2 separate regions of the Homo sapiens genome follow, and region 2 is linked to region 1. A link is a loop called in an ENCODE intact Hi-C map of the cell type or tissue named here. Cell type or tissue: IMR-90. All regions are shown on one strand.

The links. Peaks named below come from ENCODE experiments on the same cell type or tissue, not always from the same donor. Only the 100,000 strongest peaks of a DNase experiment are listed, where the experiment ranks them.
Region 2: a loop joins it to region 1, with 9 times the contacts of the local background. A loop is called at or near these places in 14 of 110 quality-filtered maps.

The regions. Positions count from the first base shown.
Region 1 is chr7:32,068,214-32,076,213 of GRCh38, reverse strand. It overlaps PDE1C (phosphodiesterase 1C), which reads left to right and starts at 5,807. Exons shown (of 18, transcript NM_001191057.4): 1 at 5,807-5,921. The coding sequence starts at 5,821. In IMR-90, a CTCF peak has its summit at 3,621; no DNase peak of the experiment used is centred here; H3K4me3 peaks cover 3,559 bases; H3K27ac peaks cover 1,921 bases.
Region 2 is chr7:31,739,596-31,747,595 of GRCh38, reverse strand. It overlaps a transcript of PDE1C not described here. Among named protein-coding and RNA genes, the nearest start is that of PPP1R17, 56 kb to the right of the region's middle. In IMR-90, a CTCF peak has its summit at 3,120 (motif pointing left); a DNase peak (open chromatin) is centred at 3,115.

The DNA.
Region 1 (8,000 bases):
GGACCAGATCTGTTTCAGTCACATATCACCCCCTGGACCAATCACTCTATCCATAGGTATGGGGTCCATGGTTCTGGTTGGACAATCTAGGTTATGTCTATTATAGTCAAATCTGGCCTGCGGGGGCAGACTCAGGTTTTCCTGCAGCTTTTTTGGGTCCGTGAAAAGCTTGGTTAGCCCAGGCCAGACTAACCATGCCTCTGTTGATGGAACATTAGGGTATGTGAGCATTGGAAAGGGATCCAGAGGTCCCTGAGCCCAACCCAACCATGGCCAAACAAGAGAAGGGTCTTATCCTAGGTGGCGTGGTGAGGCAGTACCACTCCAAGTCCTTTCCTTTGCCTGTGCCACCTCTATCGGAAGGATTATGTAAGCTTCTCTTGTGGGAGCAACTGAAGGATCCTGGCAGAGAGAGGCGCAGAAACTGTGGGTCACATGCAGACTACATCGGGCTGCCCCTGAGCTGCCCTATCTCTTCTATCTCTTTGTCTTCTCACTTCTCTGGGCCACTACTTGGTAATGTAGTTGAGATTCTGGCTATTCAGAGCCCCATTTCAGAGGGGGGCTAGAGTGGGGGTACCTCTGGGCTTAGCCAGTCCTCTGCCTTTTCTTTCACCTCTTTTTTCTAGGGAAGGTGGTTCCTGAGACAGAGTCTGCCCCAAATTATAAAATCAAACAGAAAAAGACGTCAGAGGGAGAAGCAGGGTAACAGTGTCGCCAAAGAGGCCCCTTTCCCCACAAAGGAAGCCAGTGAGAGAGAACAGCCTCTGTTGACAGAACATTGTGGGGGCCGCCTCACATCTGGTGTGGGCGGGGAGGAGGGGCTGCTGTGCCTGGTGGTGCTACTTCTGATGTCCTAAATGTGTCTCCAGAATTTCCCCCTCAACAGACTCTCTTCATGATGCCACTGCCAAGTCGTGAAAAATGGATCAAGGGCATAGGCTGGCTTCATGGAGGTCAAAGCAAGTAGTCATCATCTCATAGCTGAAAGAAAAAAAGCTTTGCTCTTTCTGATTTGCCTATTTTCCTTTTTCTACTCTTCCTTGTTTGTAAGCGGAGGAGCTTGTTTGCAGTTGGTCACTGGATTTCTCTTCTGCAGCCCTGGTTATCATTTGCACCATAGTTGTTGCATGCTCCTGTGGCAGCTTCCTGGAGAGCTGACCTCTGTGCACAATGCCCTTGGCATATTCAGGGCAGCAGGTACCCTCCACATGTGGCCATGCCTCTCACTGTTTAGATGTGCCCATGGCTCCCTGACATCTATAGGAGAGAGCCCAAGCTTCTTCCATGACAACAAGAGAATGGCTGATCATTCCAGCATTTTCTCTTTCTGTTCCGTGTCACATTCACAGACACACCACACAAAACGTTTGTGGATTGCAGGACACCCTACCCGTTACCATGTTTCTGTGCCTCTTTTCATGCAGTGCCCTCTCTCTGGAATCACCTGCCTCCACCCACCTTTCATGCAAACAATTTCTACTCCACCTACTTTCAAGATCCAGTTCAAATGTCACCTTCACTATGAAGCCTTCCTAATTTCCCCACAGCATGAATGATCCCCTCATCCATGCTCCTGCTCCTTTCCGTACCTTCTCTATTATATACCTCTTTACTAGAGTTTTTGCGTGTCTGCAGGGAGGTGGTATAGCAAAGGCAAGAGAACATGAGCTTTGCCTTTTGGTCTGGGTTTGGAACCTGCTGTGCCATGTATTAGCTGTATGTCTTTGCAGAAGTTATCTGACCATTGGGAGCCCTTTCTGTCTTTACTTGTAAATGAGCATAATTAAACTATGCTAAAGTATTTTGTTGGGGATGAAATGGATCAACCTGTGATGTGCCTGCCATGGTGCTTGGCAAATGATAGTTCTCAAAAACTGGTAGGGTGGTAGATGTGGTTATTGTGATTATAAATGAACCATGAAATCTTAGCAATGAAAGAGACCAGGGGGGTCATTCTCATGCCTTCAAAGCCTGATTCCTATTTTTTTTTATCAGATTAACATCTAGCTTCCCCTTGAACTCTGGGACAGGTAGCTCACTTTCTTCCTAATCTTTTGTGATACTTAATTCTGACAGTGCAGAGGTTGGCTAGTCCATAGACTTAGTTACTCTGTGTGAATTTGCAGGAGTACTTTAAATTGTTGGTTATATGTATGTATGCATGCATACATGAATGTATATGTGCCTGTGCATATATATATATGTATGTATGTATGCATGTCTATATGCATTTAGTGATGTTTGACCATGTAATGTTTCCTAAACAGTTTTACTGAAAAATCTGGGTTAGGAAGAAACAAAGGAAATTAAACTGTAAAGCAAAGTTGTGAGTGGCTTTGTGTTTTCTTAGACCTTTTGTTTCCAGGTCTATTTGCATCTGTTTCTTTTTGCTTGCCTCTGAGCAGAATGCTAGTAGAAATTGTGGCTTGTGGTGTTGCTGCAACTATCAAGCATACTTTGGCTGTGATAGATGAAGAGAGAACACAATCTGAGTGACGTAGTAACATGGTGCATCTAAAAATAGTAGTATTTTGTTGGCAGAGAGAAGACAAAGTTGTTTTCTAATGTGGTTTAGGAGCAAGGAATCCTTAGTTGTTTTGTGGTATTTTGGCCTCAGTTTTCTCATCTGTAAAGTGGGAGCATTGGGCACTAAGAGCTGGGGTAAAGAGGAGGCAGAGGTGGACTCTGTACTTGAGAACTAACTACTTCCCTTCCCCATTCAACTGGAGCCACTCTATCTTTATTTTTTAAAGCTGAGTTATGCATTTGAGTTCCTTATATTATTTAAAATAAAATATTCTGTTGCTTCAAAAATTTGAAAACCTCCAAACTGTGTTGTCTTTTGGGCTCCTTCCTGCTCTAAAGACTATTATGGCTGTAGATAAAGCAAAGTTATATTTTTCCTGACTTTCTAATACACATTAATTTTGTAAGAAATTTTCTCAAATGAAACAAAATCTAGCTTCAAAAACTTAAAAAAAATGTTTTTGCTCTTTTCTCTCTGATTTGCTTAATTGCAGCAAAAGTCGATTTCTTTCCTTTTTCTTCCAAAATTTGCTTTTCTCTGACAATCAAAATTCCACTAAGAGTAGGAAAAAGTCATAGATGTGGTATGGAGTGAAAGGTAAGTATCATGCTTAATATTCCTTTGTATATTTTCATCCTAGGCCAGTACTTAGAGAAACTATGACATAGTTAAAATGTGAATTCAGCATTATTCGTCTCTCTTTTCAGCAATTTCTTTTTCCAAGTCTCTCCAGATGACCTCAATGAATCATAAAGCTGAAAACAACATAAAAATATTTTTGCCTAAATGTATCACTTTATAGATGTGGAAAATGGGACTCTGTGAGGGGGATGTATTTGTATAGGATAAGGTAATCAGCCATAACTCAAACTCTGGTCTTTTCTAGTTCAGTTTTCTCTCTAGTTGGTCTAGGAAGCCTCCTGGTGCTTCAGTTTTCTTACTGTAAAATGGGGATGATAATAATAGTATCTACCTCATAGAATAGTCTCGAGTATTACATGAGAGTAGAACACTTAGAACAATGCTTGGGCTATGGAAAGTTTCTGACACTTGTTTGCTGTTATTATCATTATTGTACTTCCACATGGTGCCAGCAGGCTGCCCAAGGTGCACACACTAATGGAAATACCCCATTTGGGGACCATGCTGCTGTCTTCCATTCTCAAAACACGTCACTATAAAAATTTCCTCTTGTGACATTCTATTTCCCCAGGGCACTGTTTCTCTGCTGGGTGACACTGGAAGGGTAATTGGTTTTATTCAGATAGATGAACTCCATGTTAAAATATTGCTTAATGTTACCATTGCCTAGTAATAATACCTTAACTCAGTGAAAATATATGCGCCTCCATAAACCTTAAAAGGCTGCCTTTAATGGGGCGACTTCAGATTTACCTGGCAGGTGAGTAGGTAAGTCGTTTTTCATCAAACAGGTCTTTTGTCTTACCTTGAGTTACTACCTTCTCTGCTAGAATGCATGGGGCCAGCCAAGCATCCTCATCACTCTCACCTCTAAGTTCTGGAAAATGAATGCCAATTATGAAGTGGGTGAGCATTTATGATTTAGAGACCATTTTATTCCTTTGTTAAGGTCAGGTGAATGGAACTTTACTTGAGCAGTGAAGAGAAACTAGTCCTCACTTCTAAGTTTATCATGCTTTTGGGAAGCAGGTAATCATCTAATAGATAGGAAAATAATTCTGAGAGTGTGATGGAAAGAAGTATTACCTGTCATTGAGGAAAAATACTGTATAGGGCATGCCCCACCCTGAATCTCAGGAACCCTGAGAGCCAGGTTTGAAATAGCCCCTGGTGGTGGCTTCACCTAGAAGGAAGTTTGACGGACCCTTCTGTGATGTCGCTTGCAATCATCTTGGGCATGGATTCCCCCAGTCTTTGGTTCCTCTCTTCATCTGTCCTCCCTCCCTGACTCCCAACTTCATACCTGGTCCCGTTCTTCCAGAGCATTCTACCTTATTGACATTGTTCATGAACTAGGGGAACCCTGACAGTGAGTTGCAGCTTTGTGGAGCTGAAACTTTGTCACCATCCACAGCCGCCCAGCCAGCACCCAGGAGGGACCCTCTTGAGTAGCGTGTGATATTGATCTGAAGAAACTTACCTCCTCACTATTGGTATATTTTCTCCTTTTCTTCCGCACAAGAGAGAGAGATGGGGGTGGGGGGGTGAAAGGGAGGGAGGGAGGGAATGAGGGAGGAGAGAGAGCGCGAGCGAGAGAGCCCCTTTAGCAAGAAAACATCAAGAGTTTTTGAGTGTGGTGTGTGGTTCCCTTCGTCCCCATCAGTCGCTTCAATATTTCAAAATGGATCCGGTTCTGTGGCGGGTGCGAGAGTGAGGCTGTGGGGGACCTCCAGGCCCAACCTCCGCGAAGCCTCGCGGCTTCTGCGTGCCCTGGCCCCGGGAGGATAAGGATTTCCCTTCCCTCCTACTTGCGCGCGGAGCCGAGCTCTTGTTGAGGTGAGGGTTCCGGAAGCCCACGCAGCTCCGCAGGTCGGTGGTGGCCGCGGCTGCCCTGCGGGGGTGAGTGTGCCCGGCCGGGGTCGGAGCCCAGCGTGTGCCCGGCAGACGGCGGTGCCCGCGCGCCCCTCCCTCCGCGCCCGCGGTGACAGCCCAGACACCAGCCCGGGCGCTGACAGACGACTTTTCTCACTTGTCAGTTTTCTCGCTTGTCAGCAGAGCTGCTGGTAAGTGAGAGAAAACAGAGGGGCGCGAAGGCAGGCGCGGCCAGGGAGTGAGCGGGGCGCTGGGCGCGGGGCGGAGCCGGGTGCGCGGCGTCCGGGTCAGGCCCCACCGCCCGCGCCGGCTCCCGCTTTGCTCAGCCGCCGCTTTTCTCTCCCTTCTCACTTTCTCTCCTCCCCACCCAGCCCTCCTTTTCACCTCCAAACCCTTTAGCTGCGCGCTGATCGCTTCTGTGGCTTTGTTTGGGGGTAGGGGGAGAATACGAATAGACCCGAGGTGCTTTCTCTTGGAGCTGGAGTCCAATCCCAATCCCTATCTCTATCCCTATCCCTGTGCTTATCCCTGGGCATTAGCCCGGGACCATGGCTGGTTCCCGCAGCTGCCTCCGGAGCGCACCTGGGGCCATGGTTTGCCGCGATCGGAGTCCGCTCTAAGTCGGAGTCTGGGGGCGCAGAAGGGGGAGCGCGCCGAGAAAGTGCCGGGCAAACGCGCGCCGCGCCTGGCTGGGCATCGCGAGCTGGGCGAGGAGACGGGGAGGGGACAGCCCAAACTATCTCAGCTTCACCGCCAGTGGTCACCTACCTGCAGCTATGGAGTCGCCAACCAAGGAGATTGAAGAATTTGAGAGCAACTCTCTGAAATACCTGCAACCGGAACAGATCGAGAAAATCTGGCTTCGGCTCCGCGGGCTGTAAGTATACCTATTTACTTCTCCTGCCCCATTTCCCGCTCCCATCCTTATTTTACCACACAGCCGCAGTCACGACTGCTCACCCTGTTCCTGCATGGGCCTTTAAATACAACCCTAGAAGTTCCACAACTGCTGCTCTGTTAATTACAGTCACTGCTACTTTTCTTCCAACACAGAGAGGGTTGTCTTTCTGTCTTAGAATGCCTTGCTGTTCCAAGTCATGCTTTTTTGGGGGGAAGGAGAGATGTCCTTTGATGAGTCAGTTATGGTGGCCCAATACTCAATGAGGTGTTTCTGATCCTTTTTGCCCAGGGAGAAAAGTTTGAGACCCAGACAGGGACTTTTAATTGAAGGAAGAATTTTTCTCTGCAAACTGCTTGCATACACTTGGGCAGGTGGTCCAAGAACTTACCAACAGTTAAAATTCAACATGCATTCTGGCTGCTACATTTCTTTTTTCCCTCTCCTTAGCCCAGTCGAACTTCTGATATTTCCTGGGGTTCTTTTTGGTGGAGAAATGTTTACTAGAAGGAAAGGCTCTTGTGGAGAAAGGGGGGGCAGAAACGATATTGGGGTTTTCTTGCAATATTTGAACAATGAAATAGAGTGGCCAGAATTCTAGTTGCCCTGATGGATGGAGATCTCTGAATTTCATTCACTTCATTGGGTTCTGTCTGTTTTTGGGTACTGAGGAGAGGTGACCTGAAAATACATGGTATTTTCTGTAAAAATATTTCATCATCAGTGAACTGCTGGTCACTCCAGTCAGGAGCTTGAGGGATAGCTGTATATTCACAGCTTGCTCCTCAGTCACTGGGCAGGTCCCAAAGACACCTTCCATTACTACTAGATACTACTTTCATCAGTCATTTGGCATCAGATATCTAGTGTGGTTTAAAAATATGGCTTTTCTCCAAGCATATTCTCTAGACATTCTGTTTCTAACAAGGGCACTGATGGGAAAACCAGCTTCCTGCCAGTTTGTTTGTTTTGCTGCTGTTATTGTTTTTGAAAGCACACACACAAACAAAAGACAAATAAAAAATGTGTTGATCTAAGTTAGCTTGATATTCAAAGTTTCTAAGGAGAAGCATTAAGGTAGTATGTGTTTCTTTAAGGGGTCCTTATTGACAGGTGCAATTTATAAAAGCCATTCCATATATAGTCCAAGTGAGCTTCATTGCCATTGATTTCAATGGGAAACCATGCCAAATAATTTGATTTTTGACTTGTCTAGCCACCGCTAGTGGAGACTGTAAATTTATTTGGAAACCTTGTCTCTGGCTGGCAGGCTTTCCTGACAGTTTAGATGCCTGCAACGCAGCAGCTCTCGGAGTGGTGTTTACAGTAATCTCATGTTATATTTAGTGAACATTACGTCCGATTGTATTGTGCTGCACACAGAAAGTTTGTTGTGTCCACAAAGTCTGGGCCCAAAGTGTATAATGTGAAAGCGTTGTCGAGCTGGATTCCTTGCCATGCTGACTAGAGGGATTCATATCCATACACCCAGGAACTTCTTCTCTTGGACTGCTTTTCAATTTAAACCGACTCCATGGAGACATTTGGGCTAGAGACAAGTGTTTGGTCAAATCAGCAATGCTGAGGCGGGAACTTGTGTGGAAAAGCATTAGCACTTACAACACTGCGTCGTGTAGCTTTCTCAGTTTCATATCTGCTAGGCTTCTCTCTCCAAGGTGTTGCAGTGTAATGTAACTACATTTTCATTTTCTAGTCTCTTGTATCTACTCAGAACCTAGTGCTTTTGAACATGAAAAGTGTGGGGTGATTATAGCTTCACTTTCTAATTTGAAAAGGAGATGCTATTATTTGTTATTATTATACATATTTTTACCAGTATGTGATCCTTACCACTTCTTCTTCTTCTTCTTTTTAAACATAACAGCAGTGCTAGAATAAATAGCTAAAGACTCTGGAAACCAAAGCACACACTCTTTTATACAACTTGGAATAACATTTTTGCAGTCCACAACTTGGAATAACACTTTGCCGTCCACAAAATAGAAACCCTTAGGGGAAGGAAGGGTGTGTGCATATTTGTCCACACAACAGATTGTC
Region 2 (8,000 bases), 330 kb after region 1:
TGTGTCAGTTAAACTCTTTCTCTACTGCAATGCTGAGATCTCAGTGGACTGATTTTTTTTTCTGTGCAGGAGGTAGGAAGAACTCATCAGGTGATTACAATCATAGTGGGCAAAAATTTGAAATGATAGAACACTGCTCTAGCATAGTCGGTTTCAAAATCCAGGTAATAATTTTTGAGAACCCACCAGGTTCCTGGCACTTTAATATATGCTAATATATTTTTTAACTCTTATAATGAACCTGTGTGGGAAGACTTACTGTCCTTATTGTTGATTAGCCAATGGGTTAAATTTTTCAGAAAGTTTGCAGAACTAGTGAGGAAAGGTAGAAAGGAGGTTCAATTGAGGTCCTTTGATTGCACTGCTATATATTTTTTCCATGCATTGTGTTGTTCACACAGACTTTTCTGGTGTGCCCCTTTGTTGAGCCTGCTCCCTGGCATCACAAGTTTTTCATATTCAACCATGCTCCTGTCATCCAACATAGAATTCAGGACCAGCAGCAATGGCATGATTCTTCTCAACACTCAGGATTGTGAGTTTCCCTCTCCCTCTTAGGCCAGGATTGATTGTGTCCTCTACTGAACCCATGTCATGAAGCATTTCTAGAAGAAGACCTACCTACCTTTCTAGGAGAAGAGCTGACATTACCACCCACACATTTGGACCTCTGGCCTCCATGCACCATTGCTCATTGAATGCATCTTCCCCACCTCTCATCAGTTAATCCAAATGGTTGGCTCTTTCTCCAACTTGTGGCTTTTTTTCCCTGTCCTCTCAATTAGGACATGTCGACAGCATAGTCCATGTGGGAAAAAAAAATTCCCTAATTTTTGTGTTTCCTACTTCTGTGGATATCTGACTCTACACCATTCTCATTCTTCCCTGAAGTCTCAGAGGAAGCTGTGTTCTCATGTTTAAAACTGGTTTCCCCCACTGAACCATATCCGGTTTCTACTGCTGAAATATACTTATATTTGATTTTTATAGAAAGTCAGCAATGGAATCCAACTATTTTGGATAGATATCCAAACTGCCAGAGCACAGTGATATTTCCACAGGCCCATTCCCCTTGAACTTTCTGAATCTATGCATTTGTCCTTGTCACTCTCTCAGTCCTGTACCTGCACTCCTAATGACTTGCTGGACTTCTTCATCTGAGTGTCTTGGAGTGCTGTAAGTGTCACTCCCATATTCTCCTGCAGCTCTTGTACAGTCTTCTCCCTGACGTCTATATTTCTGTTATTGCTACTATCATTTTCCTAGTGACTCATTCTCAAAGTCTTTATCTTTTACATTCCTCCAAATCCATCTTCACATTTGTCACTGATTCTTCTCTGGGATTCTGCTTCTACCTCTGGGTTCCTTCCTTAGGAATTACAGCCCTCCATTGCAAGAGAGATATCCCCTCTCATGTCAGACTCCCCCTGGAGCCAGAAAACCCACCTCCAGTGACCAGTGGCAGAGGCTTTATCAAGAGAAACATGAAGAACAAGTTTGCCAACATGTGCATTCTCCACTGTTGGAGAAGTTTGTCCACTCCTGTCTTACCCAGAGGGCTTCTCTCAGTCACTGAGAAGACTCAGTACCTGTCAACGAGAAGCGAACATTTTACAGAGAGATCTGGGTACTCCTGACACCTTGCTCAAAGGTCTCTCTTTTCCCCTACTCGCCCACCATACTCAGCATAAAGAGATCAAATGAGTGCAAAGCATTTGAATTCAAATATTCTAAGCCAAAAAGACATAAATATCACCAGACAATTCTGTTCAATAAATAAATACATGGGGAATATACTAACTTTCAAAGGACAAAGTTTCTCATGAAGTGACATCTATTACTTATTACTATTTTGCACCACCTACCTTCACATGGAGCTGCTTGTTGACTGAGCCAGGTCTATTCTCATTTTTGTTCACATGGCTTCATTTTCATTAAATGTCTTTTACTTGCCTTTTGCCTTTGGAAATCTTAGTTGTTCTCCTAGGCCCCACATAAACTTTCAACTTCTCTGGGACTTGGTCCCTGATCTCTCCAAGTAAAAGTGGCCTTTTGCTGGGATTACTCCTCATCATGCTCATTTTACTTATTTGAGACACTTAAATCATTCTCCCACAAATTACATAGATCCTGGTGCTTTCCTACTATATTATCATTTCCTGGAGAGCAGGGACCATCCCATTTCTTTTTCATACTATATCCTCCGTAGTGATCAACATAGTGCTTTATGTAAAACAGATCCTTGAAAATGTAATGAGAGGATGTGGTACCAAATGGAAACAAGATAGGGATGGGAAATGTATAAATTCAGGGAAAATATTACCACTCTTCATCTCCCACTTCCAGCAGACAATCACTAACTTTTCTCACCAGGCTTAGAAATAGTCTCAGAAACCTTCTCGACACAGAGCGCCAGGCAATTGGTTCCAACCCACTGGAGTTTTCATTCTGTTAAAATCAATTAGCATCCATAGATGAAGAGAGAGCATAGTTTTGCCTTTATCTTAATGCTCTGTTGTGCTGGTTAAACATCTCTTTATGTGCCAAAATCTCACTTCATCCAGATAAATAAATTTATGTTTAAAGATTGAAATGTCGTATCTTTCAAAAAAAAAAGCTACTTTGCTCTTCACATATCTCTGCTATATTTTTAAGATTCAAAATCCCTGGTGAAGAGAGGAACACAGCTCCAGCCCTTAGAGCCTTACCTTTAAAAGTAGGCAATTTGTCTGAACCTTTCTTTTCCTCAAACATCCTACCACTGAAAGTACTGCAGTTTCCCGAATTTTGGAAACAAATATCAGAGTGTGATCTCACCACTTACTAAACTAGGCTAAAATGCCTTGGGAGATGTTGTGTTAGATAGCACAGTTGTGTTTTCTATGAACTGCCTCCCATCTTAAAAGAATTTGAATGTTAATAAGCCACATACAATGGTGTCACTGAAAGGGCATATCATGCCTTGATCATTTCTAGAAATGAGATTGAAGCCATGATGATTAAGTGGCTCAAAGGTTTCCATAGGCACGCAAAAAATTATACTGGTTTATTTAATTTGATGTACTCAAGCAACAGATCGCACCTGATACGCTCACAGTCACTTCTTAGGCTGCACTGCCACCTGGTGTCCTGTAGAGGCATGAGTTTCAGGGAATCCTTCAAGGTAGTTTTTAGCTGGATGAATGTAGTCTTAGATTTCAAAAGTGCAAGCAGGTTGTGAAGTATACCATTTTCATTCACTACATTTCTGTATAGGTTTGTTTCTTCATCAAACACAGGGATTAGCTTCTTGAAAACTCATATTGTTTAGGTGTATGTGTGTGTGTGTGTGTGTTTGTCTACATAAAGAAACCTTAATCTGTGAAGAAAATAGAGCTCAGGGAAATAGTGTGAGAGGAACTGTAGGAATCATAGTAAATATAATAAAGACAGAACTCTAAATAAATGACAATATCCATGATATTTTACATATGGAAATAATAATGACTACAGCACCATTAATGTATATTTATTAATCTTAGTATGCTAATGCTGACCCAACTTCCATTTCTAAGGCTGTTCCCCCGCCTGTCTCTTCTAGAGAAGCTGTAAACACTAAACACTCAACTTCCCAGTTGTCCTACATCTGGGGGCAGCCTCTTCCAGTTCTCCTTTTCCTGCCTGGAGTGCCCACTTGAGCCTGGAGATATAGCAGCCCATGAGTTCATGACAATCATGGAAATGAAATCTGACATGCTCTATGTGGCAGAGCAGAAAGACTGAATTTGCCTGGGCTCCAATTAAATTACTGAACTGCTACACCAGCCCTGGCTGACTTCTTGGGAGTTACTACTGTATGAGAAAAATAAACCCCTATTATTTCTTTAAGTTGCTGTTAAGTTAGTATTTCTGTTGTTACTCCAGAAGCCAGTTTCTAATTAAGTAGAAAACCCTGCTTCCCTGAAATTTGAGTGAAATGCTTACACATTAGTTTTATTTTACTTTTTTGCAGAACAGAATTGGTGTGTGTGTGTGTGTGTGCGCACACACACACACACACTGCATCCTCCAGCGAACTTCTCAATGCTGATGTGGTTTTATGACTTCAGTCATTGACAGCATGGTTCTAGCGTCCTCTGAAGTGGAAACTGTCATTTTTTCTTATACTCCTATTGACTCTCCTGTCTTACTTGTGGCAGGGCTGCAGCCTCAGGCATCTGAAGGACAGATAAGCACATTCCAAGGAGGGGGAAGAGCGGGAGCAAAGAGCATACACTTTTGATCCGAAGAAGGCCCGTGTTATGGTTGCAGAGTGAACAACTAGGAGGCTGGCATAAGATGAGACTCTCAGGATAAGCAAGGGCTACATCATGTTATGGATTAGACTTGATATTAAATGTAATGAAAATAGTTTTTACAAAGACTTAGCAGGATCCCAGCAGGATAAAAGTCATATTTCACAAAGATTGCTGTGGCTGCCAAATGGAGATGGATTGGTAGAGGGTAGGAGAAAAAATTAAGAAGTCAATAACAACAACAACAAAAAAACTATAGAGATAGGGAGGAATTGAGGCCAGACTAGGGGGTGGCATTGGAAATAGAGAGATAGTAGATTTGTTATGAACTTGGGAAGTAGAATCAACAGAATTTGGATAGAGAGTTGAAGAGAGTTTGGGCACCAGTGAGGGCGAATGTAGGCACTGATTACTGAGAGATCATTGGAGTAGGGTGGGGAAGGTGAAGAGGGACCACACTGGGGACAGAATAGAAAACAGTTTTGCATTTGCAGAGTTTATAAGACACACAGTGAGCAGTTTGATTGGCTGGCCAGGTGCTCAGAAGAAGGTTCAAAATAGAACTAGAAACTTCAAAAGGACCACACTACACAATTTCCAAATGTTCCTGGTCCACCTGTCCTCCCCCTCAACTATATTTATCATGACTTTTGGTGGCCTAGGTGGGTTCCGTGAATTAATCTTTGAGAATGTGGAACGCAAAGATCTTAGGGGAGAATGTAACACCAGTGTGGTGTTTCAGTGAAGGAAGATTGGCAAGTGCTGCTTTAGAAAATAATTTTAGAGATAGGGTCTCCTTGTGCTGCCCAGGGTGGCCTCGAACACACCTGGGTTCAAGGGATCCTCCCGCCTCAGCCTCCCAAGTTGCTGGGACTTCAGGTGTGCACCACCACAGCTGGCTTGTGCTGCTTGAATTCGGTTAAAATGTAGTCCCAAGGCTCTAATTCATAAGAAACTTGTAGTTATTAAAAGAAACAGAAACTGCATAGTCTAGGCAGCCATCAGCAAATGGCTTTAGGAAAGTGTTGGCTTCTGAGTTTATGTTACAAACTGGTTAGTGCCGGAAGAGCACAGGACTCAGGGTCTTCATGAGCAAGTGGAAGTCCGATGGGACGTTTGTTCTTTATTGTTTTCTTACTGGAATGTGCAGGATGCGTGTACTCATTGTCCACAAATGTGTACCAGTCTCATTCTCTTTCTTCATGCCTTTATTCCTGATCTAGAATACCACTGATTCATTCCTTTGTTCAATAATATTGGTCAAATTCCTTTCCTGTTTCAGGTGCTAAGAATGCAGCAGTGACTAAAACACAGTCTTAGGTCTCCGGAGCTCTCATCCAGTGGGCAGATAGTTTTAGGAGCAAATAGCTAGCAAACAATGTGATGAGGGCTATGCCTGAGCTGTGAAAACAGAAGTTGTTAACTCTGGGGAGGCTGCAGGAAGAGAATTGGGGCACATGGGACCTGGTCCCTGCCTCCCTCCCCAGTATCTTCTGCAGCCACAGCCATTTTCCACCCCTTATGCCTTTCATGCCAGTCATACCAAAGCTTGTCTTCATCCCTAGGTAAGCTCATTTCTTCCTGATCCCTATGATGAGCCACATTCTGGGAGAATATGTCTGTAACTGCCTAAAAGGAAGACAAAACTTTCTTGCTACAGGCAGGTAAAATATAGGCTGGAATAAAACCCAGTCACCAGAACCTTGTTAGAAGTCTAAAGAAGATGAAAATGGGTAAAAATAACTGAAAATACATGTGAAAATTAAAGTGAAAAATAAGATACAAAGCAGTTAAAACATAGTAGAATGAAATTTAGAGAAAAGTGAAATAATGTAACAATTTGAGAGATTATATTAGTTAAGGAAAGGAATGAGAAAATTGATAATACTGCACATAATTGAGTGGATAAATTTATTTTAGAATAGGAACAGTTAAAGATTAAAAATATGAAGTTAAAATATGGTAAAGGATTGAAGCTGGATAAGGTAAGGTATATATTATGAAACTTTAGAAAGATGTAAAATTCAGCTAAAACCAGTTAATCTAGTTACCATCACCTTATGTAGACTTTCCAAATTTCTCATAAGTAATAATACTCAGGAAAGATAAAATATAAAGAAAAATAGAAATAAAAAAGGTGAAAAGTCACAGCACCACAAAGCTGAGACTAAAAGATCAAAACAACATTATATTATAAATATCGTTAAACAAATTAGTAAACATAAAATGTACAATATGCAATTCTATTTTTTTTTTTTTTGAGACAGGGTCTTTGTCTGTTGGCCAGGCTGGAGTGCAGTGGCATGATCACTGCAGCCTCAAACTCCTAGACTCAAGAGATCCTCCCACTTCAGCCTCCTGAGTAGCTGGGACTACAGGCATGTACCATCACTCCTGGCTAATTTTTCAGTTTTTTGTAGAGACAGGGTCTTGCTACGTTTCCCAGGCTGGTCTCAAACTCCTGACTTAAAATGATCCTTCTTCCTCAGCCTCCCAAAGTGCTGAGATTACAGATGTAAGCCACCGTGCCTGGCCTGAAAATGCAATCCTTGATGAGATAGTGAGGCATTTTTCCTCAATTAGTACATGAATCCATTGCCATATATTATTTATTGCTAGAATGATATGATGTTTCATTTTTAGCATTGAGAAAACTAGTTCACATAAATAAGGATATGGAAATAGAAGAAGTTTTATTATAGTAATGTTCCTTAAATCTTTGAACTCTCTTTGGGTAATGTGTCAAAAATAAGCACATGGTAATCTAGCATTCTGACAGCTTAAATAGATCTTATTTCAATTTTGTTATAAGTGAAGAATTGGAAACTACTTGAGTTGGAGAAGGATTTATAACCCAGGCATTTGAATCATGCACTTTCTCAATTTTTTAAAGTGCACTAAAAGTCTTACTTAGACTCATCAAATGATTATAAATTAGATATCTATATGTGCCTGTCTGCATGTGTATACATAACATATGTATGTTAGTCATTCACTGCTTGGAAAAAAAGAAACATTAGTTATAACACACCTTTGCCAATATTGTTATTTTTCTTGTGTCATGTTGGAGGGTGGCATAGTGGGTGACTTTGTTTGCAGAATTCCCTAAATAGCAGCAAAGAGCCCATTGCCATCCAAAGGAATCCCATGAGGGCAGCTCAAAGAGAGTGGAAATGCCACATTCTAGCCCTTCAGAGCAAAAGGTGCAAGACATGGGGAGACAAGTGCTAGAGAGGCTTACACAGCCAGTATTTCATGGCATGCCTTCCTTTTGTAGAGTGGGAAAAGGTAAGATAGGAAATGACAGCCTGCATGAACGTGTAGGCCAGTTCTCAGGCAGATCGGTTTTGGGAAAGAGAGAGAAAGTAAAGTCAAAAATTAGGAAACTAAATTATTTAAAGTGTTCTACGTCAATGTGCCCTCTGAAAGTTCATGATCCACATGGTGGGCAAATCCCATTTGCAGACTGCTGTTTGAGACCACCATTTTGGGTGCCTAATTGGTTCTCCTTGGGTGAGGACACTAATTCTAGGGTTTTACATTTTTGTTTAGTTGGGGGAGAGGGCAACACTGACTGAGTGTTCACCAAACTGGTTCCCTTTCCTGCACTGAGAGTGTGCTTCTACGTGACCATAAGGAGGACCTCCACTCGTGCACTGGGCTTCTGAGCACACCTCCATTATTGAACTTATTCTGTAGCTCCATGGCTTGCTAGCTGTGTGACCT